Linked DNA regions of Mus musculus: region 1 is linked to region 2. The links are chromatin loops, found by intact Hi-C in ENCODE. Cell type or tissue: left cerebral cortex. All regions are shown on one strand.

What was found. Hi-C counts contacts between places; a loop is a spot of excess contacts. Peaks named below come from ENCODE experiments on the same cell type or tissue, not always from the same donor. Only the 100,000 strongest peaks of a DNase experiment are listed, where the experiment ranks them.
Region 1: a loop joins it to region 2, with 2.2 times the contacts of the local background. A loop is called at or near these places in 3 of 42 quality-filtered maps.

What each region holds. Positions count from the first base shown.
Region 1 is chr4:104,654,436-104,656,935 of GRCm38, forward strand. The region is part of intron 7 of Dab1 (disabled 1); the gene reads left to right. Among named protein-coding and RNA genes, the nearest start is that of C8b, 110 kb to the right of the region's middle. In left cerebral cortex, no CTCF peak of the experiment used is centred here; DNase peaks (open chromatin) are centred at 1,468 and 2,461; H3K27ac peaks cover 1,274 bases.
Region 2 is chr4:104,724,765-104,727,264 of GRCm38, forward strand. All of the region lies in intron 14 of Dab1 (disabled 1), which reads left to right. Among named protein-coding and RNA genes, the nearest start is that of C8b, 40 kb to the right of the region's middle. In left cerebral cortex, a CTCF peak has its summit at 1,110 (motif pointing right); a DNase peak (open chromatin) is centred at 1,099.

The sequences.
Region 1 (2,500 bases), 70 kb before region 2:
ATGCATACACATGTACACATATGCACACAAGATGCACACATGCATACACATACACACATATGAATAAATGATGCAGATTTTAAAAATGTTGAATAGTTTAGCATAAAGGTAATCTTACCATATTAACTGTCTATAGGGTGGAGTTAGAACCAATCAACCCACCTTGTTTATCTACCTACGTCTCCTCCTCTTTGTCCTCCTTCCTTTTTCTCTTCCTCCTTTCCTTTGAATGATAAGACCCCAAAGCAAGTAAGATTTGGTGCATTTGGTGTGTAAGTCTAGACAGCCTCTGTGTTTTGTCTTTGGTTTTTAACTTGGTCTTCTGTGTTCCAATTGGTTCTGGTATTGTTTCACAGTTTGTGAAACTTTCATCTCTTTCTTCTGATATTCTAGTTTTCTTTTCACATCTTTTACCCAAGCACAAGATATGATTTACTCAGGATAAACAAGAGAATTTTGTATAATACAGATTGTTTTACACACACACACACACACACATACACACACACCCCATTTCTTGTAAGATACTCTTACAAGATGTGGCAGCCCAAAGAACATCGAGAGTCAAACCCACAGTTCACCGTCTTTGTCCTACAGATACAACAATAAATTCCAGCTCCGTGGATGTGGGGACTGGGAGGGGGAGCACTCCGGCAACTCTTTTCACAGAGTGCTAAGTTTAAAGTCAAGTTGAACTATTGTGAATTGTGATCATAAAAACAACAATTCCTTTGAGTCAGTCTCACTTTCTACTTATGTCAAATTAAAATAACATTCTTGCATCATTGTGTGGTACAGAGTTGATATTCTACAACTAGAGAGTATAAGATGGTGGCAATGAGTATTCAGTACATGGATTTACTTAAAAGAAAGAAAGCTGTGCTTAGCTTTAATTCATATATATATATATATTGTATGTTTCTATGTATATAAAATATATGTACTATATATGTATTGTATGTGTATATATGTGTGTGTATGTATATGTGTGTGTGTATGTGTATACACACACACACACACATATATGCACACACATACACACTCTTGGGAATTTTCTTTCCACCTTAATTTAGATCTATAGTAACAATGACATCATATCTAAGAGCACAATATACACATATGTATACACACAAACACATACACAAATGCATACGTGTGTGCACACACATACATTCAATTGGTGGTCAGCTGCCGTGTTTTGATAAATAAATATTAGCCAGAGAGTGATGGATTAATGCATGAGGTAAGTGGTATTTCGGTCATCTGGACAGCACAGAAGTACTAGGGGCAGTCCAGCCCTCAGCTATCCCCTGGTTTCCAAGTATTCGAGAGACCTTGCTTCTTACTTTGCAGCTACATCTCTTCTGTGTTTCCAGCCCTTGCATTTAAGAGTCACATGGCCATACATGTGACTGCCATGGTACTGGTCAGAGCACACAAGCATCAGTCACAGCCTAGCCCCTTCTCCTTTTGTCTGGACAACTGTAAGGCTGTCGGGAGTGGAAAGTAGCCAGTGACACTCAACTTGGGTTGAGTTGCATGAGAGCCTTGCCAACTCAGGCTTAGAAGGAGCTTAAGTGAACAAGCCACTGCCAGTTAATAGTCAGCCTCACCTATCAGAATATATAAAGCTGCAGCCTACAGGCTGTTAGCAGTGTCCTTGGACTTAATTTACATAGTGGGAAAGAATTGTTTATTTTCTTTCATCCGTCTCTTTATCTATTCACATTCAACATTTTTCTAACACCTTTTCATCAGTCTGGTTGTTGAAAAAGGCCCCACTGCCTCTGCTTTCGAGGGACCCAGACCTAGCTGGACACATAAGAAAACCACACTACAGTGTGTGATAAAAGAGTCAGATAGAGGAGGGAAATGGGAACCAGAGAAAGGGACACTGATCCAGGTTTGGGGCCCTTTGAGCTGTGCCTTAGTGGACGAATGACACTTTCGCTGACTGAGCAAATAGTAACCAGCTAATATCTGCCATGTGCTGTGGACAGAGCGGTGCACAAGACAAACAGATGGTAAATAAAGACAAACCAGCAAATTCATTTCAGAGATTACTGAAAATTACAAAGTCACTAAAAAAAAAAAAAAAAAAAAAAAGGTTACATACCAGAGATTTACTGAGCAGAGAGACATGGATTTGAAGATGGGAAAGTGGCTTGTGAAAGACAACCTGTGGAGACAAGTTTATCAGCAACTGTGGGCTCTGGTGTGGAGCCCTGGTCTGAGGGGAAACTTTCCAGATGAGAGAATATGGGGCAGAAAGAGGCTTCATTTCTATGTCAGACGTTGCCAGGATACCCAACTTTTCTCTTGCTGGATTTAATTTTTCTTCACGTTCCCTTGCTTGCAGCGGGGAGTTTAAATATATCTCTTCCAGAAGAGGTATCTATTATTGGACTTGAGTGTTTTTATTTTAGGCATCTCTGAGAGCAGCATTCTGAGAACAAGCAGGAAAGATGAACAAATAAGCTTTTAAGCAAAGAGGTTGACG
Region 2 (2,500 bases):
GCCATGTCGCTGAGCCTTATGCTCAAGACCTCGAAGTGCCGCACCGACTCCTAACTCATGGCTCAGGATGCTTCTCCTTAAAATGATTTTTCTTTGTGATTATGTGATGGCAATATGCATTCTGTAGAAACCACACTGTTAGTGTTGATCTTTCCCCCAACATAACAATATGGGGTACAATGCTCTCTCTATTGCTGGGCAGCCACAGAGAGCTGTGGCTCCCAGACACCCATGCAATCAGAGGGAAAGTTCACTCCACAGTCTACTGGGCTGCTTAGCTAGCTGTGCAGTAGGTTATCGCCTACAGTATCTCTACTATAGGTTATAACCCCATCATCAAAGAATAGGTATATTTCTGTTTTAGAAGAATGGTGGGAAGGAGGGTGAGGCATGACTGGGCCAAAACTGAAGGTTTCTGCTCACTCATTAAAATGGGCATTAGAGTCACTAAGGACATTGAAAGACCCACAGTTGAAGCCTAGATCCTTTTTTCTCCTCAAAATAGCAAATATCTGCAGTGTTATAGGAACCCATTATTTTCCTACACCATTTTTAATCAGTATAATGTTACACTGATAGTATGGAATTGAAATGAGAAGTGATTTATAATAAAAGCATGTGTTTCAATAAAGAAATACTTGGGCATGACCATACTGCAGGACATAATGAGTAAGTAATGAGATGACTATACCTGAGAGCAGAATTACCAGGAAAAACTGCAGCTGAAAATACAGGCTAGCCCCAGCCACAATGAGTGTTAACTGTTAATGAGTGTTTCTGTCTGGGACCACCCTTTTCCAAAACTCTTTCGCACATTCCAAATCAAATGACATACGTTCTTCCTTGAGTGTACACACTTGTCACGTTCCTGGGAAACCACAGGTGTTGACTCTGTGTGCAGAGAAATTGAATTTCTTAGCCATTTGGTCTGTCTAGGCTTATATCAGGAGGCAGAATCGGTCATTGTGCTGTGCATTGGTCTCACAAGTTTTGGATATCTGCTGTCAATGCTGGTAGCCCCTTAAAAACCAGGAGCCCAGACTTCCCTGCAGTTACCATAACAACTAAAACATCTCACCAATTTTCTCTTCACCCCTAGGGGGCGACAGCATTCCCTCTGAGAATAATTTAGTTAATGTCAAAGCAAATCAAAGAACAAGAGAAACAAGTGGCCCTGTTGTCACTTAGTGTGTTAGAGGTCAAGGCACTGCATTAGTAGGTGAGCTACCGAACAGTGTGAATAAATCAAGAGCTTGAACAGTGTACCCCAGTAAAAACAAACTTAGAGTTCTACCATGATGTCTGTTTCATTGTTTCAAAGCCTTTAACAGTGGCTGGATTCACCAGTAACAAATCCTTGTGCCCTGTCTAAAGCTTCCTCCTGAGGCAGCTTGGCAAGGGAATGGAGAAATGACTAGACTTGGAATGTTGACTTGATCCAGCTTCAGTCGGTTGAGGGGCAGTTGAATTGAGACTAGAACCAGGTACTCTCGTATATGATCACTGTGGGCTCAGAAGAGTCGCTGACATGAACCATGATGTTATCATTGCTACGGCACCTGTCAATCATCCTTTTTCGTGTTGCTAGCATACCCTGAATCCTCTCCTGTTTCATTCTGATCTCACCGTTTTTGCACCTATAGTTTTATTCTGGCAGTCATTTGAAGTGCTTCTTTGGGCAAAGCTAGCTTCTCTACCTTCTGCCCCGACTGAACAGCCACATGTCTCTTAGGCTTAGGTGTCCATGTATGTGTCCCCATGAGAACCATGAGGACCACTGGAAGCATGTAAGAATTCCAGTGGACCCAGAGTAGTCCAGACGCAGTGCCATGAAAACCCTGAAATAGGTGTGGGTCATCTGGATGGCTGCACAGAACACGAGGAAGAGAATCCTGACTAGAGATGGACTCAGCTCAGTTTGGATCCTGATCCTACCTTATGCAAGCTGTGTGACCCTCAGCATTTCCCTTCCTATTGCAATCACCCAAAAAGAATAATTGGGCAAGTAGTTACCATGGTGATAAATATGAGAACCTGCCTGGGTGTGTTTGTAATACCAAACATGGCATGAGGTATCCTCATTGGCTTAATAACCTCCAATTTTTATTTTGTAAACTTGTAAAAAGTAATCCTACAGAAGTAATGTATTCCCACCCCCAAAGTAAGGTGTTGTCAGTTACACAACAAGCAAGCTATCATGTACCTTTCAGCGTTCATCTGGGCCATGTTACAGGAGTAGCTAATGTTTGTTGAACGTTCACTCTGTGTCGGGTGCAATAGTCCCTTCCTTGAATACTGAATTATATTAATCTTCAGATCATCCTACAGAAATAAGGAGATAATGTATGCCCATTTTATAGATAAGAGCCTGGAGCATGGCAGATCCTAAGGGGCACTCCCAGATGACACATCGAGGAAGCAGCCATCTGGCCTTTCATCTATGCCTCTGAAGTTCTAACAGTCAGAGTTTTACTTTGCACCCTGCCTGCCTGATGAAAAA